Regions from separate parts of the Mus musculus genome. Here regions 2 and 3 are each linked to region 1. The links are chromatin loops, found by intact Hi-C in ENCODE. Cell type or tissue: left cerebral cortex. All regions are shown on one strand. Each heading gives the region's core, and the rest is flanking DNA. Links, peaks and the distances in the headings are about the cores only.

What was found. Peaks named below come from ENCODE experiments on the same cell type or tissue, not always from the same donor. Only the 100,000 strongest peaks of a DNase experiment are listed, where the experiment ranks them.
Region 2: it touches region 1 in a loop (2.7-fold over the local background); 12 of 42 quality-filtered maps call a loop at or near these places.
Region 3: a loop joins it to region 1, with 7 times the contacts of the local background. A loop is called at or near these places in 14 of 42 quality-filtered maps.

The regions. Positions count from the first base shown.
Region 1 is chr10:99,102,666-99,113,376 of GRCm38, reverse strand. Poc1b (POC1 centriolar protein B) reads right to left here and starts at 6,295. Exons shown (of 12, transcript NM_027740.7): 1 at 6,154-6,295; 2 at 5,501-5,585. The coding sequence starts at 6,168. It overlaps Galnt4 (polypeptide N-acetylgalactosaminyltransferase 4), which reads right to left and starts at 5,242. Exons shown (of 1, transcript NM_015737.4): 1 at 130-5,242. The coding sequence starts at 4,962. The coding sequence ends at 3,226. In left cerebral cortex, for the core only: a CTCF peak has its summit at 5,288; DNase peaks (open chromatin) are centred at 5,268, 5,940, 6,325 and 6,547; H3K4me3 peaks cover 2,591 bases; H3K27ac peaks cover 1,926 bases.
Region 2 is chr10:99,155,579-99,166,289 of GRCm38, reverse strand. It overlaps Poc1b (POC1 centriolar protein B), which reads right to left. Exons shown (of 12, transcript NM_027740.7): 9 at 9,939-10,088; 10 at 1,341-1,421. Among named protein-coding and RNA genes, the nearest start is that of Galnt4, 53 kb to the right of the region's middle. In left cerebral cortex, for the core only: a CTCF peak has its summit at 4,161 (motif pointing left); a DNase peak (open chromatin) is centred at 4,153.
Region 3 is chr10:99,610,304-99,621,014 of GRCm38, reverse strand. The region is part of intron 1 of Gm20110 (predicted gene, 20110); the gene reads right to left. Among named protein-coding and RNA genes, the nearest start is that of Gm20110, 6.5 kb to the right of the region's middle. In left cerebral cortex, for the core only: a CTCF peak has its summit at 5,005 (motif pointing right); DNase peaks (open chromatin) are centred at 3,214, 5,032 and 5,489.

The DNA of each region.
Region 1 (10,711 bases), core at 2,507-7,506:
GAACTATCACACACACACACACACGCACACACACACACACACACACACACACACACACACACACACGCACGCACACACCCATTAATGTGTACATAGAAACATTAATGCCATAGACTAAAATCATCAGAATTGGTTTGCAAAAATAATTAGGCATACATTTTATTGCATGTCTTCGCCAATATTACAGACACCATTAACAAAAAGAAACAGTCACCGCTCAAAAGACAGAAATCTAGACCTCAGCTTTGTGCCCATTCAGAAATCTTGTTAAAACAGCAATTCCAAAAGACAAGTCAAATCTAAATTTTATTCATTAAAACTGAGACAATAAAATAACTGAGAGTATACAACTTAAAAACAAATCCTTTGCCTGGAATATTTCAATCTGCTAACATCAATGCACATGCAAGAGCCTACTATTTACTGGCTGAATAAACACACTTTCCCTTACAAACAAGGTGTTTACGGTTAGAGAGACCCTTCTGATGACTCTGTTACCATTTTAAAAATAAAACAAGTGCTAAGATGCTCATAGAGCCAATCTATTCACAGGACTGATTAAGTAAACAATAGAATGGGAAACTCCTTGCTCATCAAATATTTTCCTAACATTTAAACATGTAAATTCTACAGCAAAATGGAGAACTTGGGTGGTTGGCCAAAAACTGGAAATAAGTGAAAGCGTCTCTTGCATGTTTCACTATGGTGTGCTTTTGGAATGAAATTGGACCATGTCTGCATATAAAAACACAACTCCAGTTTACTTCATTATGTATAGTATTCTGAGTTATATTCTTCTGAATTACAGACAGAAATAATCTACCAGCCTAAAAAGGACCGAGGGGCCATAAGCACCTATAGAGAGACAGGTAACACAGGAGGGAATACTCTAGTCTTAAAAGCCTCGTCTCTCTTTGGCTAGGGGCACAGAGATACTAAGTAAAAGTATTTTCAATGGTCCCTTCTCAATTGCATCCATTTAATTCTCTCATGCGACAGACACGGGGCTTAGCCAGAACAGCAAAAGGATGGGGCGAGGTGAGAATGCATGTTGGAGAATTTCCTCCTGAATGAGCATTTATGTATATTTCCCTTAAATAAAACCCAGGGCCAACCATTGCTCATGGAATCTCTAGCCAGGTGGGTGGTCCATAAACTGTAAGGATGCTAGGTAACTTACAAAAAAGTAGTAAGAGATTTTCATTCTAAGAATCAGTGAGAAACAAAACAGCCACAAGTACACACAAACCTTCATGTTTTCAATGGTCACCCTAAACAAGCTACTGAAACTCAGAGTCTTCCCCCTCTCCATCCTGACAAGTGAACCCTGAAAACAACTTTCCTATGAAGTCCTGTGGGCTGGTTCTCTATGGAACATGCATTTTCAAATCAAAGTCAAAAACCTGAGACTCACTCCCAAAATTTGGGCTGTGCTGTCTGGATAAAACGTTAGTAGGGAACTAGTCAAAATATGGCAAAACGTGTACTTCTGAAATAATTTAGTTTGGGAAATATTTATACTCTTAGTCAAAAGAATTGCTTTGAAAGTTGAAAACTTTTTTTTAAAAAAGCACAATCAGTCTAACCGTTGTCAAAATAAAATGAGTAGAAAACTAGCTCTCATGATATCCTGGGAGAAACTCACCACTTCAGGGGAGCTCAGCTCATGTAAATATAAAAATTGCCTTTCCATCTTCCAAACTGAAACTGACCAGCTACTCAGCACCACCCACGTTAAAAGGAAAGACACAGAAGTGCTTCTCTCCAAGTTGCATAGAGGTGAGGGCCCCAGAGGGAGGTGCAATCGACCTTTAGGGATCCTCACCGACCAACTCAGCGAGACAGAAGAGGAAACTGAGGCCCAAACAAGAGAAACAACCCCTTCCGCTGAGACATCTGCTCACACAAGGTAAGAGCTGCCCAGGTGCCCGGCTGCCTTGTGCTTTCCAGGAGCTCCAAGGCACCAATCAACAATGACCAAGACAGCCTTTCCCCCACTGCAATAAAGAGGAAGCCTCTCCATTTCCAGGTCAGCGCCCACTCTGAGGGGAGTTGAACACTCTCTGCAGAACTGGGCTGGCCCACTTCAGTTTCACACATTTCGGTAAAGGCATTTGGGGTTGGCTTTGGGGAAGTCTCACTTGTGTTGACTTCAAACCATTAGACATTAAGGACGGGAGGCCCAGCCTTCTGAATGAGCTTCATTCTAGGACATCCATAACTAAGGAGGTGCAATCAGAAAATGCCCCATTACTCACAAACAAGTTCACAGAGAATGCAGCTTACAGAGCGGGGTGATGTGAGGTGTTGAGATATGGGCCAGTTCACTCCAACGGCTCCCGGTTACAGAGAACTGAAGGTGAATGTCCCACTATCTTTCTGAGATACCTGTCTGCCAAGAAAGACCTCCAAACCACCTGTGGTGGCACACGCCTGTAATCCCAGTACTTGAGAGGTGGAAGCAAGACTCAGGAGTTCAAGGTCAGCCTGGGATGCCTAAGATCTATCTCAAAATAAAATAAAATAAAATAAGACCTCCAAACTTGCATTCAAGACCAGGACCCTCTTCCAATGAAACATATATCAACCCCAGGCCTTTTCCTCAAGATCAAATTTCTTCAACTTTTATTTTACCAAAGACAAGTTGGTTTTTAAAAACCTAAAATGTAATGTGCTGGCTGAAAGAATGTAATCAGAAAGTAATAGTTCTAATTACACATTCACATGTTTTGATAAAGAAAAGAAGAGAAAAGAAAAGAAGAAAGAAAAGTACATGCAATGAATTTACAAATCAGAATGAATCATACCCCATTTTGTCTGGACTTTTATGTTCTAAATATTAAGTCTTGCATGTAGTTTGTGGTGCTGTGGGTCAGACTCAGGGTCTTGCACATGCTAGCTAAGCATTCTACTGCTAAGCTACACCCATACTTCAGTGTTTTGTGTATCTCAGTTCACAGCAGCTTTCTTTAAGGAGTTGCAGGAGACCATATTGACAAAGCTTTTAAATAAAACAACCCGAGAGCAAAGAAGGCACTTTGAGATATTGAGCAGCGGTGCTCTGTGTACCCAGCTTCAGAGTGATATCCCCAGATGAACCACGGCTTTCCAGTGTTCTTACAGACAGCTGCCAGGTGACTTCTGGTAAAATACAGTCATCTTGGGGCACGGTGACTTTCCGGAGGCTACTGTCAGCTCCCGAAGAGAAGGCGCTCTGCTGCTAGCCTATTTCTCAAACCTCCAGAGCTGGTTTTTATCAAGGGCATCACACGTTTTCATATGGACACTAGGTCGGCCCTCGGCTGTCCGGTAAGCACTAAGACACAGTCTTGTGTGAGGGTGAAAAATCGTTCCGTCTTCTTTAAAATGCCAAATGATGTTCACTGGAACTGGGAGCCCGTCTTTGGGGCAGTTTTGCATCCCTACATAATCCTTTTGTTGGGGGACCTCTGCACATAATTCAGTCACGGAATTGAATCTGATTTCTTTGTTTGAAGTATATTCAAAGAACTGATTGCCTCCTTGACCGTGGCATCCAAACAACGAAAGATTAGCCCCCGTAGGGTTGTTGTCGGGAGCGTTATAATCTAAGCACTCGGAAGAGATGCCCATGCTGCGGATGGCTCCGTGCCAGCCAGGTCTATCCTCGGGGACGTGTAAGTTAGAGAACACATTTTTCAGATACCAGTCGAAGCTCTTACATTTCAGCCGTTCCCTTAGTAACTTCCTTTCAGAAAGATCGCCATAGGCCTCTTTCCGAGCTGGGGGGTTTCGGTTATAGAAATGCTCTTTGTATTCATCCATCCACACTTCGGCCGCCCGCGCGGTATTCTGTAGGAAGTTGGGGCGAGCATAGGGCGCGCGCTTGGGAAACACGTGGCCCACGTGCGAGCATGGGTGGATCTCCAGCTTGCCGCCACACTGCCAAACCCTGAAAGACAACTCAAGGTTTTCGCCTCCCCAGACTTCCATGCCAGTGTCATAGGTGCCCAGGTACTGAAAATACTTCTTGCTGACAGCAAACAGTCCTCCTGCCATGGTGGGGGACCTGATGGGGTCAATTCTTGACGTTCGCCTGTCCCTTTCATGTTTGGGGACAGAATGCCACTGGAAGGTCAAACGCCAGTCAAACCCACCAATCATGGGCTCCCCGGTCTGCATGTAGAATTCGAAAGTGTTCCAGTCAATAGTGTCGATGACAGGACATACGATTGCGGTTTCGTCTCTACTGATCCTCTCCAAAAGTGGTTCCAACCAACCAGTGTTACACTCACAGTGACAATCCAGGAAAGTGAGGACATCCCCGGTGGCAAAAGTGGCCCCAATTAGACGGGCCCGGACCAGCCCCTCTCTCTTATTGGTTCTAATCAAGCGAACTCTCTCCAGGTTGCTGATGTAAGTTTCAAGTTGCGCCTTCAAATAAATTCTATCACTCAAGTCATCCACCAAGATGATCTCCTTTAAAAGCACAGCTGGAGAAGTTTCTAAAACACTGTGAATGGTCCGAAGCAGAGTGGACCAGGCTTCGTTATAGAAGGCGATGATAACGGAGGTGGTGGGGAGCGACCTGTAGTGGAACTTCTTGGCTTTACACTCATACATTCTTTTATCCTCTATGTGGCGGTGCAGGGAGATCCTGTCACTGAGGTAAATGTTGATGGCATATCTCTCAATAAGTTCTTCTTGCTGCTTCAGTTCCCCCTCGTTGAGCTGGAGTTTGCTTGCTCTCCCCCATTCCCCAAGAGCATGGGAATCTGCAGGGGGCTTTATATAAAGAGGCTGAGACAAATCCTCTTCCCTTGTATCAAGGTCCGGGAGCCGCCTTGGCCCCAGCTCCCTGGCACCGCCGGCTCCTGGAGAGGCATACAAAGTGGAGACTGAGAACTCCACCAGAATATAAGCCAGTGTTAAAAGGGCCAGCAGCAGGCAGCTCTTGCCTGCCCAGGTCCACCTCACGGCCATCCGGATCCTCACGGGTCGTGTGTAGACGCGGCCACCGAGCCAGCACGCGGGGAAAGCGCCGCGGATCCTGAAGCTGGAGTTCCCGGCTCAGGTAGGGGCGAACTTCCGAGAAGGTTCCTCCTTTCATGTAGGCGCTCGGCTCCTTTCCGACACCGGAGTTTCCCAGGGGTCACTTGAGACCCCCTCGCTCCCCGGCCTCTGGTGGTGCTCAACTGGTCGGTCCCCACTTCCTCCTGCTCGTCTCAGAACTTTTCACAAACTCTCCAGCCAATACTCCACCCTCCTCGGGCCGATCACAAACCCCTCCCCTTCCCACTCACTCCTCCTGGTGGTTAGTTCACGAAAGTTGTCTGTCAGGCCGGGACCAGTCGAGTCCTTACCCAGCAAAGACCCAGGGACCCAGAGTGGCCGGGTACATCCCATCGCGCCTGGCTCACTCAGGCAGGGATGGAAGAAAGGCTTTCTGCCAAGTGAGCTTTGGTTACTGTCAGAAAAGGAAAGAAGAAAGAAAGGAAAAACAAAAACAAAAACAACTTACCAATTTGTTTGCAGTTGGGGCTGAAGTCAGCGGAGGTGATGGCAGCTTTGTGACCTTTAAAAGAACGTTCCAGAATCGGATCCTCCTAGGATGGAAAGTTGTTAGGTTTGAAAGCAGGTGCAGAATTCCAGCTCTCGACATCAGACGTCAACGTTGCCTGTCCCCCGGGATCGAAGAGGAGGACCCCGCAGCATCAGCGGGCAGCGAGAGAGGCGTGGGCATTACAACCCGGCTGAGAGGCTCGGGCACTGCCCCAGCTTCCATCCGGAGGGGTCCCCACCATCGGGAGGAACCCCCAGCCCAGGCACCAGGGCGAGCCGCCGAGGGACCCGCCCACCGCACCGAGCTGCAGATGCTCGCCGAAGCCTCCCGCGCTCTTTAAACCTCCCTGGTGATTCTGACGCAGGCGCGCCGCGGGAACCCAGCCGGCGAGTCCCGGAGCCAGCTCCGCCTCAGCCCCGAGCGCCGGGATCTCTCCGGGAGCAGCGCTCACCGCTCAACCCGGGCACGGCGTCCCGCTCCGGGGAGGTGAGCGAGCTGCGGAGCTCCGGGTCTCGGGGCTACCTCCCAGGCCTGCCAGACTCGGCGTGGTTCCCCTCCTCCCGGTCCCGCCGCCCAAGGATGATCGGCTCCGGTAGCGGCGGGGACCTTACCAGGCCGGAGGCCATGCGGGGAGCGGACGGCGCCCGGGGCCTTGGGGGACCAGGGAGGGGTGGGGACGAGGGGGGACCGTGCGGCGCCCGGAACCGTCAGACTGGAGTGCGGGCGCTTCCCGGTCACTACAACAACGGCGGCCCAATCAAAGCCCGCGCTCCAGGCGTGGCCAGACGAGCCCCGAGACGCCGCGCGCGCGCGCGCTGCCGACAGCCGAGAGCCTGGCGGGAGCGCGCCGCGGGGGGTCCGCCGCGCGCGCACACAGCGAGCCCCGCGAGCTTCGGAGGTAGCGGACTACCGGGTTGTTGTCGGGAAGCGGGTTGGGACTTGGAGAGAGAGAGAGATGTGATCGGTGGTGGCGAAGCGGAGGAGAGTCGGTGATCGATGCAATCAGGATTCTATTACACCTTAAAGAGAACGGCGCCCAACTCGGCTACTCCGGAGAGGGGAGCTTGGGTGCACAAGCTAGACAGTAACAGGACGTTGAGCGGGACTAAGTTCCTTGTGTTCAATTACTGGTTTTGCACGTACTATAGATACAAATGCTGGCAGCACATGATGGGTAATATTTTATTCACATGTTCACCCTGTTTTTCTTTATTCAATAGTATTCTATTATCTATTTGATTTATTCTGTTCTCAACCGCTTGTTTGCATATGCCTTATTAAACTCACACACACACCTGAAGTGGTCGGAAGACTTGGAAACTTTAAAGTTTCTAGACCACGTGGTTACAATAACGGTCCCCACTTTAGACTTTTTTTTTTCCCCACACATACTATCATTTGTGCTTCAGCAACAGGGTTTCAAAGCTAGAGAATGTTGTCGGTGGCAGTTTGTACATGGAAGGCCACATTTTGATGCTTCTTCATACCCCTCGACAACAAACAACAGCATTAAACCCTGCCCCGGAGCATAAAAGACTCAGCTGAAAATTACATACGGAACACAACTTCTTGGCAGTGGAATGTCGTGATAAACTGGTAAGGTACATGTTGTGTGTAAATAAAAAGTGTAGTAATTACAGGTTCCCTCGCTGTATTTGCGTTTAGTCTTAACCACTATATAGCAATTATGTAAGTGCAATACCGTATTAGTTTGACACATGGGTGGATGTTAAATATCTGTTATATGTTTGACACCAAGGGCTAAACTTTGTTATAAACAAAACAAACCCCTGAATGCCAACATAGTTCCCTCCCCTCAAGAACTTGGCACTGGGATGTAGCTCAGTTGGAGAGTGCCTAATGAACTAAACCCTTGCTTGTATTCCCAGCGCCCTCATCAACACAACCTGGCATCAGTAACTATAGCCCTGGGGAGGTGGAGGCAGGAGGATCAGAGGCATAAGGTTGTCCTTGGCTATACTGTGAGTTTGATGCCAGTCTAAGCTACATGAACTCTGTTAAGCAAATAAAAAACAGACGACAACCCTGCTGTATTCTACCTTAAGGAGTCTCATGTTTTAGTATAATTGATGCTAGTTGCCAAAGATGCTGATTCAGCATATATGGGGCAGAACCTAGAGCCCTACAGGTATAACAAACTGCTTAGGTTTTGCTATAGGAGTCTTGGCTGTGTACGTGGAAAATGTTGCTCTAATAGAGGAAGGGATGTGTTAAGGGTCTTGCTGTGATGGAGGGCAGTGGTGTAGGTCGGGGATAGAGAATATGGTTAACACAGAAAAACATGGATTTGATCTCCAGCACTCGAACACACAGAGTCAGTCTCCACTTCTCATATGTGTATGAGGCAGAGACAGAATGAAATGAGAATCGGTACCAGCAACCTGTGATTTTGCCATTCTATGTTTCCCTTTTAAAAAAATGTTTAGTTTTGGATGCCAATTAAACATAAAAGTGGTATGGAATTGTGGGAAAAAACAGTACGGCATTTACTCAGAAATGAAATAATTTACTCATGATCCAGCAAGACAGGGACCAAACATCTGTATTCACTAGAGTTTGCAGCCTTAGAAGCAGCAGGCAAAAACGAGAGACAACTAATATCCAGCAAATGAGTGGGTAAATAAAATGTACATAATAGAAATAGCATTTGGCCATAAAAGCAGATGAAATTTTGATACATGCAAGTTATGTGATAATTGTGAACAAATAAATAGGCCACACACACACACACACACACACACACACACACACACACCAAGTTGTGTGATTAGATTTGCATTAGGTCAGCAGAATAAGTGGATGTTTATTTCTTGTATATTTGATCACAGGGAAATACTCCAATGTTAAAACCAGAAATCAAGGCTTTTGGATCTCTCATAGCTACATCTAATATTGGGCATAGCAGATTCAAAGACAGGAGGTTGGAGAGATGAAGTCAAAGAAAAGACAAACGGAGGGTTTTTTTTTTCTAATTGAGTACTATTTTGAAATCTTCAGTTATCACAAACGAGTTGTTAAAGGTAGGCAAGCCGGAAAGCCAGGAGGTAAAGCAGGTTATAAAAGCACCCTTCTTTGTCACTGTAAACCATCCCTGTACCTGTGGTAGGTAGGTATTCCACAGCTACTCACTGAGTTCCTTTTGTATCAGTCCTCTGTTGCCACGATAATGTTGTGTAAGCTATTTAAGGGTCAGTGGCACACAAAACTGGACTGCTGGTTTAGTTCATGAATAGACATGCTTTACATTAAATAGATGAAGAGATGGGCTCTGGACTGTAGCCTGCCACTGTAACTATACTAAATGCTCACATTGTCCAGTTGCCTTTTAAGCGTTTATGTCTATACTCATAGGCCTGGGCTACTCACAACATTGCTCAGAGAAGCAGCCTTTTACAGTCGGCAGCAGTCAGTGCAGAGACCCACAATTGGTCAAAGTGCTGGGACTAAGAGTCTGTGAATGCTTGTCCTACACAGGACACCTTTATCACATGCCATATCAACACTCCCTAAGTGTTGAGGAACATCACCAAAGAGCAACTAGAGAGAATGCTACGAAATGCAGTCTCTGGCCTGTGATGTGGCTATTGCACATGCGTAGTAGCTGCAGTTACCTGCACAAGATGGAGCTGGTGCATAGCGTGGATGTGGGTGGTGCTCTCTAGACCCCACCCCTAAACTGAGGAGCTATTGGCAGTTGGTAGCTACTGGGAAGGATGGATCATTCTAACTACTAGTTTTTTTCTCACCCTCCAGTGGACCACCCCATGCCGTGCACATATGGGCAGCTCCCGCTGGACTTGGATTATTAATGAAGATGGGAAGCTGCAAGAGGGGACCATTGGGAGGCTTCTAGGGGAAGTTCAAGGCCAAAATGAGGGGTGGGTATGGGTTCATTGTATATATGAATGATTTTCTTACAGAGTAAACATAAACTTAAAATAATAGGTGGAGGTAAGAGTTATTACGATCTCATCACTTAAAATTGACCTTAAAACCTTTGCCATATTCCCAGGAACAAAAGCAGACAAGATTGTCACATCCTATAATGTAAGTGCCTGTTTACATTTTGACATTTAATCATCATCATAATCATTTTAGAGATTCTTATCTTCCCATTTGAAGTACAAAGACATAGTTTCTGTCTGCTGATGCACAGAGCTCAGAAAAGGGAGAGAGAAAACATTTTAGACAATCAACAACTCCCTTCTAATCACAAAGTCCTGATGTCTCTTGTATGATTGCAAGTTGCGTTATTTTTTTGTTTGGTTTGAGATAGGGCCTCAGTGTATAGCCCATGTTCTCTATAGCCAGATTCTCTCGCTTCTGTCTCCCCAATGCTGCAATGTCCAGTACATGCCATCGTGCCTAGCCTTGTGATCACATGGTGTTGGGAGCCGCCCCCACATTCGCCGTTACAAGATGGCGCTGACATCCTGTGTTCTAAGTGGTAAACAAATAATCTGCGCATGTGCCAAGGGTATCTTATGACTACTTGTGCTCTGCCTTCCCCGTGACGTCAACTCGGCCGATGGGCTACAGCCAATCAGGGAGTGACACGTCCGAGGCAAAAGAGAATTCTCCTTAAAAAGGGACGGGGTTTCGTTTTCTCTCTCTCTTGCTTCTTGCTCTCTTGCTTCTTACACGCTTGCTCCTGAAGATGTAAGAAATAAAGCTTTGCCGCAGAAGATTCTGGTCTGTGGTGTTCTTCCTGGCCGGTCGTGAGAACGCGTCTAATAACAATTGGTGCCGAAACCCGGGACGAGAAAAAACTCGGGACTGGCGCAAGGAAGATCCCTCATTCCAGAACCAGAACTGCGGGTCACGGTAATAAAGGTTCCCATAAAACAGACTGTTGAGAAGGATTCAACTACATGAATTCAGAACTTTTCAGCTGGGGAACGGTGGATACCAGTAAGTATAGCTTTACGAGGTACGCCTGGCCTTGAACTTTCTAACGAAATTCAAGACAGTCTATCAGAAGTAAAGTGGGAAATAGCTTTACAAGGTACGCCTGGCCTTAAACTTTCTAACGAAATTCAGGACAGTCTATCAAAAGTAAAGTGGAAAATGGCTTTACGAGGTATGCTTGGCCTTAAACTTTCTCTAGTGTTAGAAGCCCTTTTGTTCCTTTTCACATGTTATCAAGTG
Region 2 (10,711 bases), core at 1,890-6,889, 54 kb before region 1:
CTCAGGACCTCTGGAAAAGTAGCCAGTGCTCTTAACTGATGAGCCACCTCTCTAGCCCCAAGTCAGGAGTCTTTGCAAAGCTTAAAGGGTACCGGCAGGGGGAGTGAGTCTCAAAAAGAGAAGGAAAACTCTGAGACAGTTTCTAAGTCAGGAGCACTAAAGTCGAGCCTGCTGGTGACTTCCCAAGCTACCTTATCTACAGAATACAAAGTCAGCTCACTGGGACATATGGGGTCAGAGGCATGGGGTGTGTCAAGTTCATTGAAGACTAACTATAGGGAGAGCACTGTGCCAAGTTTTAGCTAGCTAGCTAATGTTTAGATAAATTTAATTGGACAAGTCACTCATTCGTGCAGAAATGCTGAGGGTTTGTGGATGTGAGCACGGTAAGTGCCCAGATCAGCTCCACCACAGACTCGTGCCTTCCCTTCACAGTGAGGGCCTGCTTGCTGCTATGTGGCTCTCGCTGCTGCGTCTTCTCAGAGAAGAACATTCTCACTGGCACTAACTCTGAGAGGACCCTTCATAGCTGCAGGACTGCAGTGCTTCCTGGGGACAGGCAGAACTCCTTTGCGCTAGATTTGCTTCTTGGCATCTACTTGAGTCTATATGTCAGGCTGTGTTTCTTTAAAATTTTACCCACAATACTGAACTAAATGGACAGCGTGGTGTCAGTGTGGTCACAGGCAACACTGTTCTTCCTGCTCTCAGAGCAGGGCTTGTGCTAATCAGCAGCGTTACTGTGATTTGTGTAGAAGAGAGGGCAGACACAGAAGGTAGATGGCTCAAACTGTCTCTGAAACCTTCAGATGCGCAACATATACGGATCATTTTTATAAACAAAATTGTAAGTAGTAGAGATACTTTATTTCTGGGTAATCCATCAAGAGAGTAACATAAACAAAGCAGAGGAACTGCCATTTTTAGGGCAGTACAGTCTTCTCTATGACAGCAGGGTAGTACCCCAGGACAGGGAGCAGGGGATAGGGGGCAGAGGATGGGGGAGAAGGGAGCAGGGAACAGGGTAGGCAGGAGGTAGGGGACAGGGGGGGCAGGAAATAGGGGGGCGGGGGGAAGTGAGCAGGAAACAAGGGGGGCAGGGGTACAGGGAGGGTGAGTTCGACTGAGTTTAAGATATTCCAAGGTAAAACTGTTCTGGAAATGGCTGCTGCTCCCCCTGGTGGTATTTTAGAAACGTAGAAATGACTTTGTATACAGCCTTGCTGTGCTGAAAGGTTAGGCCACCGAGCTCACGCTTTATCCCCGATTCTTTCACTTTGTAAGGAAATAGACTGTGACAAATGGTGCAGCACCGCTTAAGTTAGAGAAAGACTACTTACTGTGGTTGAATCGAAAGAAAGGACATCCACCACGGGGGGAGACGAGCTCTGCAAATCCATCACCTCACGCTTGGGATTAATCTGTGTGCACACATGAATAAGTCAACGGGACATCCTCTGTCATAAGGACCAATACTAAAAAAAGAGAAGTATTTATAATCTATTCTAAAAATAAAGCATATACTCATGGATAAGGCACAGATACTGGCAAAATATGGTTTCACTAAGCCTACCAATGTACACACTATCGACAATGTTGCAGTTAAGCAGGAAATGGCCATTTTCACATTCTAAAAGCAATGCAATTCACCTACAGAGGAATATTAAAATAGAAAGACCCACCTCAAGAGATGCAGAAAATATCCTAGCCAGTACATTAAAACAAGAAAAAGAAATACAATGTTAAGATGTATGAATCAGAGAGGAAATGATAAAGTTTCATTTAAAAACTCAGTGACTACCAATGGAGAGCTAAACAGGACCTACTTCTGAGCCCTCAGCCTCACCAAGAGAACCAAAGAGCACTGCCAGCCCCACTCAACACACAGACCCAAGTGGATTTTAACATGACGTTAAAATACGGACAGTTTCGAAAGTACTGAAGAAAACCCACCAGGAATTCATGGGAAAGACTAAGACTTCATTGACTCGAAAGTTTCAAGTAAACAGAAAGTTGTACTGTGGATGGTTTGGAAGAAGAGCAAGGCGTGGGTGGGAAACAAACACCATAAGATTCAATGGCATCTGTCTATAGACAAGGATGATGGACCGTTTTAAGAACTGGCTAGGTCCACGGATCCCGGCTAGCAAGGGTCGGCAGGAGATATGTAGAACCCAAACGTGATGATCAAACGGTAAAACCAGCAAGAACAAAAAATTTACGGTTATTATTCCAACCAGAGGTGGAGAACAGCATCTGAAAACCCGGAAAAGCAAAAGCTGCAAGCAAGGGGGATGCGTCTGTGATCGATCACGGATGCTGTGGGAGAGCTGTGTCACTGTGAGGATCATTATGAGGTCGAATACCGGAAAAGCAGAATATCTAATATCTGTACGCAAGCTTATACACGGAAATGTAGACAACAGAAATCCCATGGAAAAACAAATCTCAGAAGTGAAACCGTCAGAGGTTCTCTGCAGCAGTGAAAATGGCAAGAAGCACCATTGCTAACACAGGAGTGCTCCATACTGTCAGCAGCGCGCACGGCCCTTTGTAACTGTAGAGACTGCCTGCGAGGTAAAGCCACTGAGACACAAGGCTCCGTACACATATAAATGTGTCAGTTCACGTTATATAAACATCTCAGGGTTTTTTTTTTAAAGATTTATTTATTTATTATATGTAAGTACACTGTAGCTTTCCTCAGATACTCCAGAAGAGGGCATCAGATTTCGTTATGGATGGTTGTGAGCCACCATGTGGTTGCTGGGATTTGAACTCGGGACCTTCGGAAGAGCAGTCGGTGCTCTTAACCACTAAGCCATCTCACCAGCCCTCTCAGGGTTTTTATACGAAATAAAAAGGCAAGTTACAGGAAAACAAACTCAACACAACCCCATTTACCAAGACTTTCTGACCATTCAAAGCTAGAGAGTATTTAATTATAGATTTGAAAATACGTATGCAGTAAAATTGCAGGGAAAGGGGAACGAGTTCCTGGGTCGATGAGCACCTCCAAGAGGAACTACTTCTAAATTCAAAGGCCCCAAGGCAAACCAAAGAAAACACAACCGTTCTCAGTTCTAAGGAGAGAGCCAAAGAGAAGCCAGACAGCAGAGCCAACGGGACAGCACTCAGGGCCAGAAGAAAACCCTAGCTGGCTGCTCAGTGACAAAGGATTTAGAAAGGAAACACAGCTTGACACAGCTGCTCAACAAACACCAAAATAAAAACAAAATACACTTTAGAAAACAAGTCCCAGAGACAGGGTGAGCTAAAAGAGTCCTCCCCATTCCCCCCCCCCCCCCCCATCCCAAGCCTTCCTCCAAACCGGCTAAGCAGAGCCATGGTGCAAATGAGCAGTTGACAAAGGCCAAATTACAAAGAAATCTGGGAAAACCTCGAGGCTGGAGTCTAAGTGCTTTAGAGAGACCCATCTGGGGGAGTTGCTGGACATTGTTCTAACAGTGGGCCGAGCCCTAGGCAAGAAGAGCCGACTGCTGGATTTAAAGCACTCAGGCTTGAGGGGGCGGTGCTGTTGTGACGATTAGATTACTAGATTTAGATATTTGTACATGTGAGTGTGTGCACTCTTACACATGGGACTGCACCATGGCACATGTGTGGAGGTTGAAGGACAATCGGTGAGCTTTGGATTCTTTCTTTCCACCACGTGGATCCCGGGAGTGGACTCAGGTTGGCAGGCTGTGCTGCAGAAGCCTCTCTTTAACTGCTGAGATAGCTTGCTGGCCTGGTTTTGCATTGGGGATCCATCTCACCATGGCTATGCACCGGAAGCTGGCCTCAGTCTAGGTCCCCTTCCCTTTGACTCCCGAGTGTTGGGATTACAGGTGCATGTGCCACCATGCTCAGTCCCCTAGCTGTTGTTTTAGAAATACATCTTATGATTATTCAGCCCACTGTGTGACAGTGGAGGTGCCCGACTCCAAGACACAGTAAAGGGGGGATAGATTTGTGTACAAGAATGATGGAGGACAGCTGGCCCAGTTGGCCAACACGTCTTCCTTCCAGCCATTTTCCAGCAGAAAGCCAACACCTCCTCCACCGTCCCTGTGAAGCAGACGTACATGGGCCTCCTTTATGCCTTTTAGTCTTAGGTGAGGGGCCAGAGAGCCACGGTAGTCTTTTCTCTAGCGCCACCTAGTGCAGGTATAGAGAAGCTCATCAATTTTGCTTTGCTCCTGAAAGAGAAACTGCTCTGAAAGTTTAAGTCCTAACCAAGGAAAGAATAGGCCCCTCCTGTAGAAAATTGTTGACTTCCTACAAGTTTGTAATTTACTTAACTAATAGTGTTTTACTACACTGAAGAACAATTGCTGTCTCATAAACCAAGTGGCCTTGAAATGGGACGGATTGAGAGTTGGGCTCTCATTACCTGAACAGGGGGACAATGGAGAGTTATGAGCGAGAAGGTTGTATAGAATCTTGAAGGTAACCACGCTCCCGACCTAAGGGTCTACATCACCGAAGAGCTCAGGAACGCGCACACTAACATAGTCTGTAATGCTTCCCGAAGGGCAGGGCACGAGCCCTTAAAGCTGGGACCTCAGTGTCTGCTGACAGAACCAGATTTGAGCTCTTATTAAACCGAAGCACGGCAATAGATGGGCAGAGCTGCACAATGAGCCACGGTGCCAGGGCTGCACCTTGGGCACTGCCAGCTACTAGCTTTTGCATCTACTGACCTGAATTTTCATGTGAATAAAAACATTACTGACTTTCAATGGAAGTCATGGAAAAATACTGTACAGGCTTACATGTTCTTCTTCTTATTATTACTAGTGCCACATAAGCGCCTCAAAACAATATGTATACAGTTCAGCTAGAATTAAAATATAGAATTGGTAGACAGGAAATCCTATTTTCACCCTCAATGGTAATGTTTTTAACCTTATTAGCAGATTAAGGGAAACCATGATCTAAGATTTGAGGATTTCTATTCTATTCATCATGACAGAATTTTCACCAATGAACTATAAAATATTTAGTTATATAAAAAGATTGTTCTGTCCTGCTAAGTAACATAGAATTTCATACGTAACCTATAGATGATGTTGCTACTCAAGTGGCCATTCTGAAGTTGAAGGCAATCAAGAGAATGATTTCATTAATGATTTTGACTTCACTGCTCTCCCTGCTAATATTCCGTAAGGCTAGAACAACTATGTGACCCCCCAGTCTCACGAGGATCTATCATGATCCCTTAGGAGGCTTGCTGGGTTCCCCACTGTCTTAGGGTTTTACCATGACCAAGGCAACTCTTATAAAGGACAATGTTTAACTGCTGCTGGCTTACTGGTTCTGATGTTCAGTCCATTATCATCAGAAGTATGGCAGTGTCCAGGCAGGCATAGTGTAGGAGGAGCTGAGAGTGCTACATAAGGTTCCAAAGACAAACCAGGAGGGGGCTCGAGAGATGGCTCAGCGGTTAAGAGCACTGACTGCTCTTCCAGAGGTCCTGAGTTCAATTCCCAGCAACTACATGGTGGCTCACAACCATCTATAATGGGATCTGATGCCCTCTTCTGGTGTGTCTGAAGACAGGTATAGTGTATTCATATATATAAAATAAATAAAAGCAAACAGAAGACTGCTGCTCACAGGCAGCTAGGAGGATGGCCTACAGGGCTATACAGAGAAACCCTGTCTCGAAAAACCAAAAACAAAAAAACAAAAAAACAGCCCACCTGACAGTGACAAACATCCTCCAACAAGGCCAAACCTACCAACAAGGCCACACCTCCAAATAGTGCCATTCCCTGGGCCAAGCATATTCAAACCACCACACCTTCCAAATATGCAAATGAGAAGTAGACTGGACTACATAGGGCAGCGCCATTCAAATGTCATGTGAATACCCTTTGAAGGGAAAGCATTTTTTTCCTGGAACAGTACGGTGAAGCTCTTGCTTGTGGCCTGCTGAGGAAGTTGACATAAACTACTCTTAATTCAAATAGGCTAGAGCAAGACACCCGTGTGAAAACTTGGCCTTCCCAACAACATGGAAAGACAGTGTTCTTTCCTTAACTGTAATGAGGATGGAGGGCTTCAGCAACACGTCTGTCCGCAGAACAAGGAGGGGACACAGAGGGGCGTTCACATACGAGGCTTCTATGTTCCATGTCTTTTTCTCGTGGCTTCCTCTGGTGGATTTGCAGAACAATCTGGCTGCCATTCCTCTATTCGTGTAAGGATTAGTATTTCTACATCTGGTTGGCAGTAGCAGAGATCTGAGACTCTAATGGGTTTTGTTCTTTCATACAAATAAGACAAATGCTAGCAAGCCAGTGGCCTTTGCAAAGGCCAAACAATTCCACGCAGAAGGTTAAGAAAACATAATAAGATATAAATCATAGGGAGTCTATACTGCTCTAATCTCAAAAACCCAACACTCATAGCTACTGCAAAAAGAAGAGAAATTACTTCAATTCTATTTGTTAAAAAGACATAATTTTATATTTTTAAAAAATTCTGAACACAGAATGTTTTCCGTTTTAATTGAAGTGCACCTTCCTAAAGCTTTGAAAGAGAATTATTTTAAAGTATGATTTCTCATAAGTGAGCACAGTATTTCTTGTCTAATCTAAATCACATCTGTGGGACAGTTTTAGTTTTAAATTAAGCAGTTTTTTCTTTCTTCAAGGGATCTATAGTCACTAACATGAAGACTTTAAAAATAACTTGATATCCAATTATTTTTTATAATGTTAAAATATGCTCTGTACAAAAACCATTATACTTTGCTTTATTGTGAGTTTCATTTTTAAAACAAGATGACTCGCAGTTTATACGCAGAATCCTTTTACTTCTCTGGCTCAGCATCTGGAAGTATTTTTCAAAAGTCAGTCATACAAGACAGTTAACTCAAACAGCTCTCAGGACCTACAGGTGATTTAAACTGGGCACCTAAGGCCAACTTCCTCAGGCCCACACAAAATGTTCAGGCACATTCTCTGAATTATGTGCCGTACAACTGCCCTCTAGCTCCATAATGAAAAGGCAGCTTTTAATAGACGTGTCAGTGCACACGTGAAAAGCACAGCCGAGCGCGTCTCTGCGCAGCCTGGGTCAGCCTGACCGAACCACACAAAGGAGCTGCTTTCAGGGTTCTCAGCTACAGAGTCAGAGCAAGCCATCCAGTCACCTTGTGAACATTTTAAAGTCTAGCTCTCTAAAATGGACCAGGGCTGATGGTAAATCACAGAGGAAACAGCTTGAGTCTCTGGGCCCGGACAGCACAATGCCAGGGAAATACACTCAACTGGGACCTGTAGCTCTATAATACAGCACTTGGCTGGGTGCTGGGTAAATGACAGGGCTGGGGAGGGGCGGGTATTCTTCACACTGATCAAGCCCTGCTAAGTCATAGAAGTGCTAAAGTAAAAATCAAAACACTACTTTGGTAACACAAGAAAAGGACAGTCAAGAAAAAAAATTATATATAATATATATGTATTTACTTTGTATGAATGTATTATAAAAAGCCAACAGATACACATAACAACTATAACAACTGAGGAAAAAAATTTCTTCTTGGGCTGGAGAGATGGCTCAATGGTAAGAGCACTGGCTGCTCTTCTAGAGGTCCTGGGTTCAATTCCCAGTGCCCACATTCTGGCTCACAACCATCTGTAACTCCAGTCACAAGGAATGTGACACCCTCGTCTGGCTTCTAAGGGCACTGCATGGTGGACAGACATGCATGCAGGCAAAACCCCCATACACAGGAAATAGTAATTATTTAAAAAATTATATTCTCTTGTTCAAAGAGTGAAAGAGTAAATGAGGGCTAATGTAGCTCTGTGGTGGGTCACTGTAGCATGTAAGAGGCCTTGCGCTGGATTCCCAGCATCACACGTACACACATGCATGCATGCATGATCATGCTCGCGCGCGCGCACACACACACACACACACACACACACACACACACACACACATAGGCACGCATGTAGGCACAGTGGTTTAATACTCCAATGATTATCCAAAAAGATAAAAATTATAAAAAAAAAACAATTGAAAATCAACACTATTGACAAGAAACAACAGTAGAAATCCATATATATATATATATACACACACACATATATATACATATACATACATATATATATATATCTGGGTTAGACAAAATTTAAGAAACAATCTCCTAGGTGTTGTTGTGAACGATGGAAGTCCCAGCACTTGGGGACAAGGAGTGTGAGGTCAGTTTGAGTTAGTACTGAGAGCCCTTCTTCAAATCCAGTGAGGAAAGGCAAACACACAGAGCACGAAGTATGCATGCTTCAAGAGAGTAGGAGAAAGGCCTGAGACAGACAGTAACGAAACCAAAGCCAAGGAAGCGGCGAGGTGGGGAGGAGAAGGTGGACTGGGAGTGACGAAATGACATGGGCTGCGGTCAGTTTACGTCAGCACTCGGGTCGGGGTGCTGGTGGCAGAAGCCTGTTTTTTTTTTTTTTGAAACAGGGTTTCTCTGTGTAGCCCTGGCTGTCCTGGAACTCACTCTGTAGACCAGGCTGGCCTCGAACTCAGAAATCCACCTGCCTCTGCCTCCCTAGTGCTGGGATTAAAGGTGTGCGCCATCACCGCCCGGCAGGCAGCAGCCTGTTATCTGAGCACTTGGCAAGCACTGGCAAAGATTAGGAGTTCAAGGTCATCCTCCAAAACGCAGTGAGTTCAAGGCCAGTGTAAGGACAAGAGACCAAGTCACAAAACCCAAACAACAAAAAACATATATTATGATCGGGATGTAAAATGAATGAATAAATTAATAGTGGGAGATAAGAAAAGGAAGAAAGCAAAATAAATATTCTAAAATCAAAGCTCTGTAATAACAAAGAAAAAACAACCTCAAATGAACAGGACGCTCTTGGGACAGAAGCAGACTCTGTAATAACAAAGAAAAAACAACCTCAAATGAACAGGACGCTCTTGGGACAGAAGCAGACTTAAAGAGAGTCAGACGACGCAGACTATGAGACTAACGTGAGCTAAGGACTAAGCAAAATGAGTTTTTCTCTGAAGGGAGAAAACTCAAATCAATGGACCAAAATAAAAGAGCTCACTGGCAAAGAACATCAAGGCCAGTGTACTATATAAAATGAGGCTCCAACAAACCATTCCCAGAAAGAGAAACTATTAAAAAATTTATTCAATAAGGAACAGTGTGTGTGTGTGTGCCAGCATGTGCGCACGCACATGTGCAAGTGTGCATGCATGTGTTTAAGTCAGAGGACAATGTATGGCAGTCCACCTTGTGGATACTCCGGGAATTGAACTTCGATAGTGTCAGGCTTAGTGTGGCAAGTGCCTTTACCCAGTGAGCCACCTTGTTGGCCTGTAAAGGTAAGAAAAGTAGCCATCAAGGCTAGGGTACTATAGAAAGTGAGACTCCAACAAACATTGTGTGTGTGTGTGCGCACACACACACACACACAGACACAAACAAAATGGTCTCAATTATTAAATGTAATAATAAATACCTTATAAAAATGTTCATAGGTGGGGTTTGTTCGGCTATAAAAGGCCTCTGGAAACCTGTTTCAATAGTTATCATAAGAACATTTGCCTTTTGGTCCCACTCTCATGATGGCCATCAAACACCCTCCCTAAAGTGACCGGCTAGGAAGCAAACTCACTCTACAGCCTCGGATTTAATTCCTCATTTCTATTATTTGCAACATAACTTTTAGCTCTATTTCCAAGCCACTTAGAAGAGAATCTAAGCAATATTCACATCAGCACACACACTACTGCGTACCTACGGCTAGATTATATTAGTGGAAATAACAGAGTTTCTCTCAGTGTGGCCAAGTGCGGGACCCAGTTTTGTATACATCAGTGTAATTTTAAGCACAGGGCTCACTAACAGTCCTCCCATGACCATAAAAAATATAGGATACATGCACACAACATACTTCAATAGTCTCCTTTCTGTCTTCATGGGAATGCGGTGACCGTGGGTAGATGTCAAGAAGGTGTGGGGAGGCCTCAAAGTGCAGTCTTTTGAGGTTTCTTTTAGGATCTTTACAGTGCAGGTGAATGAAGTTGGTCCTCCAAATCAAGACCTGCAAAGTCAACAGTGCCAAAGTTACTGACTTGCATAGAAAAACAACAGAACTGACTTTAAAAAAAGCCCCAAATCCACTACTGCTCTGAACAGCCAGAAAGGCTGTGTGCGTCACTCTTATCAATATTTCAAGCATGGCAGGGAGATTTAGTATTCTGAACTGCCTTTATGCCCAACTTAAAATTCCTATTTCGGCCAAGCAGTGGTGGTGCATGCCTTTAATCCCAGACTCGGGAGGCAGAGGCAGGCGGATTTCTGAGTTCGAGGCCAGCCTGGTCTACAGAGTGAGTTCCAAGACAGCCAGGACTACACAGAGAAACCCTGCCTTGGAAGACTAAATAAATAAATAAATAAATAAATAAATAAGGAAAGAAAGAAAGAAAGAAAGAAAGAAAGAAAAAAGAAAAAAGAAAAAAAATCCTATTTTGAGCTGGAAGTGGCAGGACATGCACTTGGGAGGCAGAGGCAGGTGGGACATTGTATGTTTGAAGCCAGCCTGGTCTGCACAGAGGCTTAGTGACTTGTAGGCTAGTCAGTGGGACACAGTGAGATCCTGACTCAAAATATCCCCCAAACCCAAGCCCAAACTAAACCAAAAGCCTGTGAGTTCTTACTAGGTCA
Region 3 (10,711 bases), core at 2,651-7,650, 510 kb before region 1:
ATAAATAAATCTTTTTTAAAGAGAGAGAGAGAGAGAACTAGTAGAGTCAATTATTAATCGTTTACAACAGGCACCAGTCAACCAAAGAGGATGTGTTAAAAACCCATTTGGAAACCACTTACTTTGCAAGCTAACTAAGATACACATAATATTTAAAAGCAATTTGAACCGAGGTACATGGGTAGACAATGCTTCCCCCAGAAGACAGGAAGAATTATTAAATAAAAACCACAGTGTCAAGCATTGGGTACCTCCCTTTGAGTTATTGGTCAAGGGGGTTCCAGAGGCCCACAAAACAACACAGCCTGTCCTCATCGCCCTTGGCTGCCCGCCCGAAGGAAATGGCAAGGCCCTATTGCATGAGCTGCAGCACACTTTGGTTGCAAAGACGTAGAGAAATAAAACTGGAACTAACGTGGAAACCTCCTCTCTCGTGGCTAGATTGCATAGTGCCAGAAGATGCTATGTACCCTGGTTGGAAAGAAAAGTGACCAATGGTATATTACTCAGTAGAGGACAGTGCATGCTACAATACCAATGAGCCAAGCTAGACTTGCCCACTGATCCAGGAAGTGGCACAAAGGTTACGGGAACATCTGCATTCTGATTGGATTTGAGGTCTGCTACGCAGGAGTTCTCTCCTGCCTACTACTGCAAACCTGGCCAAAAGCTCATGGTTCAGGAGGCCATAGGCCCTAGGGGAGAACTACCCTTCACTTGCTACAGGGACCCATCGTCAAACTGCCTCCCGGGTGTTTATTTATATATACACACGGGCTAGCGGTGCTCTGAATATCCAAATAGTGCAGTGGTTCATAGCTAATATGGAAACTCATAACTGGCCAAGGTTCTGAGATAAAAGATTATTGAATGTTTTCCCCTAAAAGGGATGACTATGTCATCTTTTGTCCAAGGTTCAGAGAATGTTGCCTATGCGGGAGGGGAATTTAAGAATCATAGGATGACGCGGATGCTGTGACGTGCTCTCTTCTGGACGTGACACCTGGTTACCCACACAAGACTTCTACAAGATATTGCCTCTGAGATCACTCAGCATCCCAGCACGCAGTACGAGGGTTACAAAACAAATTGGAGAGGCCATGAAGGGGTCGGATGTGCTGGGGGGAGGGGGTACCTGGGGTGTGAGAGGGGGAAGCATATGATAAAAATACAGTTTCCATGTATAAAATATATTCTAGTAAAATTTTCCTCTCAAACTAAAATTTAAAGTCAGATCTAAAGGATTCTCATTCGTTCCTACTCTCAGCTCCGGATTGGTCAAAGCTTGCTAGAATGGGGAATTTTCCTCTCAGGCAGGATGGTGATTGTGAGTGGTTGAGATGGTCACACAGTAAATGCCTTAGCGCTCTATCGCCGACAGATGGCGCTCTAGCCTTAGTGGTCAAAGACAGCCCAGGCTATTCCCTCCCTGAAAGTTCCGTTTCTGTTAATAAAAAAAGAATAAACACAGACACGGGTCACTGGACTGTTGTAAGCAGCGAGAACAATTGAAGAATTCTATTTAATTCCCCATGGAAATTACTCTCAATACAATTTTAAAGTGAATAAAAACTCAGTAGCTCTTGGAGCCGAATTCACATGTGACATTATTTTGACTGGGGAGGCAAAAACACGAACACTTTTAAGTAGCAATTTTAAAAAGAAGAAAAATTGGACGCTCTGAACAAAGAAGAAAAGATGTAAACCGGGGAGCAGGGGACATCAATTACAGGCATTAAGCGTTCTAAATGAGACCTCGTCATTTGCAGGCTCTGCGTCTTCTGCCAGCTCTCCAGTCTCCTGGAATCTCTGCGAGTTGGTGTCAGTGGTACTGGACTTGCCTAGGAAAGTGGTTGTGATGAGAATTACGTATTTATCACATACGTTACAAATCATTTAGAATGCAGCCGGTACTTAGTAAAAGAAGATCTCTTACTCAGTGCCTGAGAAAACACAAACATGTCCTTCAGCTTCTCCGCCTTGGATTCGTTCGTAATCACAATCAAATCGAACGCACAGGTCCTTGTAAATTTTCGGAGTCAATGGAAAGTTGTAAATGTTTATGTGTTGTGTCAGCCAAACTTTGAAGAGATGTCATATTGATATGACAGGAAATTTATATGTTTTTAAGTGTGGGGGAGAACAGATTGCATACTACTGCTGTAGCAAAGCCCCAACATTGTTTAAAGTAATCTATTGCTGGCAAGATATAAACCGAAAAGATAATGCTAATTATTTCTGAGCCATGAAGCCTTAGCTAGTTTTAGTCTGCTTAGTACATCTTTAATACTTTTACTAAAATGGGTGTACATTTCTACCCACATAAAAACCTTGTTCAATGCAGTGCTGTAAAGCAGACACGCCATGTGTATCATTACCACTGTACAGCCTCCTCTTTACGGAGGAGCCCCTCCTAGGAGTCAGGCATGGCTTAGAATTCTTAGGGGGGTGGGAAATGGGGGAGAGGGATGAGGGGATGGGATGGGGTAGGGACAGGAGGGGGGACAAGAGGGAAGGGAGCCCAGCCAGTGTCAACAAGATGCTCAAACAAGTATTAAAATGGAGAAAATTGACTCTGTCTCATCAAGTGGGATTATGTCAAATACTTCACAAATACATATCAGTTTCACTAACCATACCAGTGGGAAAGACTTCTGTCATTTGATATATCAATCTGTAATTAACATAGGCTTATGTCACCAAAATTTTAAATACATACATACTTTTGACCCATTTCTTGGACTATAACCGAGAGAAACATGTGCACTGAGGACAACAGTCAAGGATTGTACCGGGCTGTGGTGGCGCATGCCTTTAATCCCAGCACACGAAAGGTGGAGGCAGGAGGGTCTCTGTAAGTTCAAGGTTAGCCTGGTCTACAGAGTGAGTTCTACGACAACCCTGGGCTACACAGAAATCCTATCTCGAAGGAGGAGGGGAGGGGGAGAAGGAGGAGGAGGAGAAAGAGGAGGAGGAGGAGGAGAAAGAGGAGGAGGAGGAGGAGGTGGTGGTGGAGGAGGAAGAGAAAAAAAGAAGAAAAGAAAAAAACAAGAGTGGATAGGCAGGATTGTAAGAACAAAAGATGAAATATCTTAGCTCTGTGAGACATGTATACTGTGGACAGCTTTGTGGGTTTATTATAGCTTGAATGTAATTGGCTCCATAGGCCTACGAGGAGTGGCACTGTTAGGAGGTGTTGCGTTGTTGGAGGAAGTGTGTCACTGTGGAGGCAGGCTTTGCCCGGTATGACACACAATCTCCTTCTACTGCCTTCAGATCAAGGTGTAGAAATCTCAGCTCCTCTAGCACCAGATCTGCCTGCATGCTGCCATGCTCCCAGCCATGATGATAATGGACTGATTCAATTAAATGGTTTCCTTTATAAGAGTTGCCTTGGTCACAGTGTCTTCTTCACAGCCATGAAACCTTAGCCAAGACAGGGTGCTAAGCAAAGTTCTCTAGGTTTCTGACTATGTCACAAAATGACCTCCTACACACATTACGTACCAAGAAAACTTGAACTCAAGGAATTCCATCAAAACTACACCATTTATATTTGTTAAACCCATACTTACTTTTTAATATATGTAGCTCTGTATATTTTTGCATGTGTTCCTGTGTATTTTACATGTAAATGTGTAAAAACAACTTTTAAAATTTAGAAAGATAAAAGGCCAGTGATTTATGATCTTAACTAGCAAATGCCATTCTATTTTAGCTTACATTATCTGAAATGCTTCATCTCCTATATCATTCGCTCACGTTGTCATCTATAAGCTTGAAGTCCATTACACTCTTGTCTGATATCAGAAATGGAGTCTTTATCTGGTCTCCTTGACACTAAATCACAATTCATATAGGTAGAAGTTAATTATTTTACTCACTCAACAAATATTTATGGAATATGGGTAACCTTGCATATTCCTGATGTCCACATGGATAGACCGAAACAAACGAGGATTATGTTTCTGTTCTCCGTTCGTTTTGTTTTTGTTTTCTAGGACTAATTGTTCTGGAACTCCCTAGAGAGCCCAGACTAGTCTCAAATTTTAATGAATCCTCTGCTTCTGCCTCCTGATCGCTGGGACTGCAGGCATGCATTGCCACAGCCAACCTTCGAACATTATTGTATTTATTCAAATATTATTGTATTCAAATATTATTGCTTTTGTACTGAGCACACATAAAGAGACTTTCTCTTTTTTCTTTTTGTCTTTTTGAGACAGGGTTTCTCTGTGTAGCCCTGGCTGTCCTGGAACTCACTCTGTAGACCAGGCTGGCCTCGAATTCAGAAATCTGCCTGCCTCTGCCTCCCAAGTGCTGGGATTAAAGGTGTGCGCCACCACTGCCCGGCTGAGACTTTTTCTTTATTGCATTAGGACAACTATTTACATAGCATTTGTACATATTAAGTATTATAAATTACTTGAGAGTGATTTTAAGCATGATGGAGGATTACACAGGTTAATATGCAAATACTATGCCATTTTATATAAAAAGAACAACATAATGGTAGATTGGCCCTGGAACCAATACCCTGGGACACAGAGGGATTATTCTAATGCCATTGGGCCTGTGTGACAAACTGGATACAACATTAAAATACGAAGACCTCAAAAAGTTCCCAGAGAGGCATACGGAGCCCCATAGAGAGGAGGAAAGCATACATTTTAACTTATTATTTACCTTTAAGGTTTAAACACATTTCTCAGAATCAATGGTTTGTTAGTGTTCTTGAACAACAGATGACAGTGATCCTTAACAATGAATCAACACTAATACTGTATGAACTGCATCGGTAAGATTTAGAGACGATTTTGTTACACCTCCAAACATTATCCTCCTACCCTCATAAACCCCGGGGTAGATGAAAGAAATCCCTTTACTATAAATCTCAAGGGAGCTGCCGGGGTTAGTTAGTAGTGGATGTCAGTTTAAATCCTGAATTTCTTTCTGAGCAAGTGTGTGCTGCAGCAGCAGGGTAGGCCACTAGGTGGCAGAGTAGAGACACGTCTGGAGACCAGTAATAACAAGGCACCCAGCAGATGGCGTTCCATCATCTGCCATGAATAGGCTGGGTTCATAGACAATGGACTCAGCTAAGTCAGTTTGGGTACCACTCTTCTGCTCGTTCACGTTGCCTACAGTTAGTTATATTTTGCAGCTTCATCATCTGATTTTTTTAAAAAAAAACTCATTTTTCTACTGCAAACATATATTCATATCCATTAAACCAGACCATGCTTTTCCATGTTAGCAGGATTCAGTAGAACTTGGGGGAAAGAGGGGAACAAGCTCTCACTAGGTTTGAGTGGAGATGAAGAAAAGAAGGTAGGTGGATAGAGGTCTGTCGGGGGGAAAAGAGCTTTCTGCATACTTTGCATGTATAAGGAAAACAGGCCAGTGGTATATGTGTGTGCATCTGTGTATGCACGTGTAATTGCTTGCCTGTATTGGCACATGTGTACTGAGGGTAATCTGTTCTGGAGAGCAAACTTGTTCACGATCGTAATCATATAAGGAAGAATTCGCATTGGAAAACGTTTAGGAATTATGCAAAGGGAAATACACGAAAGCCCAAACTTCTAAGATGTTACATATGCGTTGGCAAATAGGGACATAGAAAAAACCACCAGGTACTGAGAAGCATGTAGAATTTTTTACTAGCACAGCAGCCTGAGAGGCTGAGGTGCACAGATGGCTTGCTCCTGCACCTTCCTGCAGAAGTCCTCCTTCCCCCTAGGGTCTTTCCCTGAGAAGAAGGCTTACTTCTGCCATTTGCCTCTACACTGCCCCTTGGAAGCCTTGATCCTCCTACCCCCTTGCATCAAATGTAGGGGTTCATTCCATCTCCTTAGCCACTCCAAGAGGACTCAAGGAGTCGAGAGTGACAGCCTGAGTAAGACAAATAAAAGCTCCTCAGCTTCGGTGGCTCCAGGGCCAGCACTCTCCTAGATAACCAGGTGCAGCTGGTGCCTATCCTTGAAGAAAAGAGATTAGGGTCCCCACGCTTAAATCATAGAAAAGAGGTAATCAGTGGTCACAGACATTTATGGCCAGCCATAAAACTAGTTCCTGATAGCCCCACAAAAGATACTCTTTAGTCCCCCTCCCAGCCTTGCACTTCTGCCCTACTAAATGGTATCATGTCTGAGTTAAGACTCACCTAACCGGCTTCCCCTCCCCTTCACCCTTAGCTTTCAAAGACTTTCTAACTCTTCAAGTGTTAAAGCACCCGAGCTAAATAAAAGGACCCTTTTGCAAATTGCAGTGGACTTCGAAATTCTCGAGTTCTTCTGGTTTTCCCACAGAAAGAGGGCATAACAAGAGGACCTAGTGACATTTAAGCAGATGAGGCATTCTCATAACCTTCTGTCCAGAGAGCTCCTTCCTGAGTGCATGCCCACAGCTCCTCACAAAGTACAGACATGAAAAGAAGGCAGTGTGACTTATAGCTCCCAGCAGCAGGATGATGGTTCACCACTGGGAAGGCAGGTGGGTAAGACTGGAATTTTTACAATATCATGCACATAACATGCAAATAGCCAAACAGCTCTCAAGGCACTTCATTGGAGCATTGTTGATGGAAGCTCTTCATGGAGGCAAAAGAGCAGGCATCTGTATAGCTAGGGTAATGTACAGGACTCTAGAAAGGACTGATGTCTGACTCAGGAGAAAGGGCTGATAGCGAGCTAGGACTCAGGTTTGAAAGCTGCATGCAAGCTCTGGCACTGGCCCTTCTGAAAACCCGAATCCCGAGCATGCATTTGGAAGAATTTGAGAACTTACTATTGAAATGACTATCAACAAGAGTTCAAGGGAACAAGTCAAGCCAAAGTGTTCTCAAATTAAAATAGTAATAGTAAATGCCCCGTCACTTTAGAGTCTTTATAAAAGTAGAATACCTATAAAGTATAAAGTAGATAGTAGATGCCTATAAAGAATCATATCTTTTTAGCTAACAGAACAGAATAGAAACAGGGTGAGACCATGCATATGAAAGACCAAAGCACAAACCAGAGGGAGTGGAAGTCAGTTAATCATGTGAGAAAAGATCATTCTCTATCCCATATCAATATATCAAGGTTAATTTCAGATAAGATGGAGACTGAGGAAATAAAGTTTCTAGAACATTAAAGATTTTATTCAACGAGGCTTTCCTTAAGAAGAATAATGAGTACCAATCGCAATGGAAATACTGAGTCAATTATATTAAAGTTTACAAGATCCTTAAATGCTTTGGGAAGGAAGCAAAGAGAAAATGCTACAAACCAAAGGCACCTGTGGTGCAAGATCGATAAGGAAACAGACGCCAGGATGTGTTTCAAAAACACTTCCAGTTCAATAAGGAAAGACAGCTCCAAAGGGAAATGGGCATCTATAGGCTTAATTTTTCAAAACCTACTTTAATAGGGGTTCTTAAACACTTTTACTTCTCTTCTAGCCCACTACCCACCAAAGATAGTGGAAAGGAAAGGTTAATAGGACAATTGGGGGCATGGGCCTGTTTAGAAATAGTTTTGGGAGGCCAATTCCAATCTTCATTGTCATTGTCAGCAGTTCAGTAACGTGAATCAGCAGTGGTAGCTCAATCCACAAACACCACTCATGAATTAGCAATGGATGTTCTATCCAGAAGAAACCGCAAGGCTCCGGAAATGGGCCTGAGTCCACAGGAGCAGCAAGAAGCCACTGGGATACCACAAGAAGTTCTTTGGTGCATTTCTCTCTACAGAGTCACAACAAACAGTGATGGGTGAAGACGGCAAGCCGAGCCAATGCCAGAACGTCATCAGTCAATGAAGACTAGCATCAGCCATGACCACTGTCAGATCATCAGCAAAGGGTGTCAAGGCGAACCAACGCCACACTCTCATCCACTGTCTGTTGGGTTATACTTATACTCTTTCCAAAAATCACCTGTCCTCTCACGTGTCCGCTCTAGCAAAGCATCGCATGCCCTTTTCCCAGGGAGTTTCCAGAAAGCACTATGTGTCTGTTCTCCCCAAAGCATCCTCTTGTGTGTCTGCTTCAGCCAAACATCCTCTCATAAGACAGGTTCCAGGAAAGCATCACATGACACAACCGAGTCTCCAAAGAAACCAGAAATTTCTAAGCAACAGCCGTAAACAAGTGTGTTTCGTGGATTAGAAAGAAAACCTCTGGATTCACACATTGTCACCTTCTTCTGACCTCCTTGGGCATCAGGCACACAAGTAGTGGACAGATGAACATGTATGAAAAGCATACTCACAAAAAATAACATTTTTTTAATTTTTAAAAATAGATACAATGTGTTCAACTTTATTAAAGAAACAAAATTAAAATAATAAATAAATTAGGTTTCATAACCAGTAAGTGTACAGACAATGAGACATTGGATAACAGTAAATCTAAGTAAATATGTAGATCCACAGATGCTCAGATACCGCTGGTGAGGATATGAAATGGTTTGTCACAATGGAAAACAGCTCCTTGTTTCCATATCAGGTTACAGTTCTTGAGCTGATGGTATAATTCAGTAGTGGAGCACTTACCCAGAATGCCTTGGGCAAAAGCCACAAACACAAATTAAATATTTTACATATCAAACTCAACCAATGCTATAACTGAAAACCTAACAATGTTCTTAGATAGGTATACTAAGAGAAATGATTAAAGATGCTTATCGAACTATCACCCTCACAAATAAACACTAAAAAGAAAATGCCTTCAAACTTCTAGTTACTGAAACACATCAAGAAATTGTAAAATAATCCCACAAGGGAAAATAAAAGCCTCAAAATTAGTTAGCTACAGCTGTTAGAAAGTACATGGGCACATTTTTCTCAGCATCGAGTAGGCTGAAATAATTAAGTTAGGGAAAGGAGGACATACATAATAGTACAGATGCCATAATACACACACACACACACACACACACACGTACACACACACATGTGTGCACACTCACACACAGAGACACGCACACATGCACACACACACACACAGGAAAGGAAAACAAGAAAAGGAAAAAAGAAAGGAAGGCAGGAAGAAGGGAGGAATGAAGGAAGGAGGAGGGAGGGAGGGAGGGAGGGAGGGAGGGAGGGAGGGAGGAAGGAAGGAAGGAAGGAAGGAAGGAAGGAAGGAAGGAAGGAAGGAAGGAAGGGAAGAAAGGAAGGAAGGAAGGAAGGAAGGAAGGAAGAAAGAAAGAAAGAAAGAAAGAAAGAAAGAAAGAAAGAAAGAAAGAAAGAAAGAAAGAAAGAAAGAAAGAAAGAAAGAAAGAAGGAAAAAACAAAACAACAAAAGTAAAGCAGGGCTAGACAGGTGTCTCAAACAGTGATGTGCTAATAAGTCAAGTATAAGGACTTGGTTCAGACCCCCAGTACCCACATTAAACATATATATATATATTACACTTGCAATTCCTGGGGTGGCAGAGATAGGTAGATCCTGGACTTCACCAACCTACAAGTCTAGGCTAATCAGCCAGCTCTGGTTTCAGTGAGAGATGCTATCTCACAGAGAAGAGTGGATAGCTCCTGAAGACAATACTCAAAGTTGCCTTCTGACTTCAACATGCACAGACACACATATAACTGTACACACACATGCACACACACATACATATACCTCCCTAATCAATAACCATACACACTACACACACATGCACACACACACAGGGCAGGATGTTACACACGTTATCACAGACCTTGGGAGACTAAGACAGAGAATTACTGTGAGTTAGAGTCCACCCTAGGATACGTAGAAAGTTCTAGACTATCTTTGAATTACAGAGTAAGACTTGTCTCAAAAGAAAAAAAATACAACAAAAACATAAGGCAAAAGAGCTCATCAAACCCAAGAGATTTATCAGTACTGATGACTGTCTTAGGAAAAACATCTTGTTGCCACCGATTCCGTGAGTCATACTCCTTAATGTCACGTGGCCAGGTTTTCTCACTGTGTACATAGCTCATAGGGATGTTAGTCTGGTTTTCACAATTTAATTGTTTTTTTAGGCTGAACTGTGTAGCCCAGGCTAGCAATTTCTCATAATTCTGTACCCCCTAGATATGAGATTATAGGTTTGTACCATCATGTCTGGATCTTACTAGTTTTTAACATATTTGGTAAATGACAAAAATAAAATAAAAAACTAATTCTAAGTTTACTGAGGCATACCAAGCTGTTTGCTCTTCGTGCATATCCAGTTCTATTTTGGAATTGCTTCTGTACATATTCCAATTTTAAACATCATGTGTTTCAGCTTCATTGTTGGTGGGAAGCACACTGTTAAAGGGGACAGGACTAACACAGAATGGGAGAAAATAAAGCAGGATGGAGTGACCAACTTCCATCTCCCTCTGGATGGAAGAGGGAACCTCTTTTTCTTAGGCTAGAAAACATTTCATTCATAGGTTCCAGACCTTCAGATTGGTGCTCCATTTTTATGCAGGTGATATTTCAAACTGCAGCAACCTGTCTCCCCTACCCTGCAGAGGACATTTTGGTAGACGTGCCATAATGGTAGACTCTATTTATTGTTTACTATTGCCCTTAACTGAAATGCTAAAGGGCCGTTGAGCAAATCTGCCCATTCTTGTATAATGTATAGTTACAATTCTAGTTTATTTAGAACTTCCTTCCTGCCTTCCTTCCTCCTCCTCTTCCTCTTCCTTTTCTATGTTTGGCATCTTATGCCCTTGAAATTTGTGCAAGCATCCTGTGA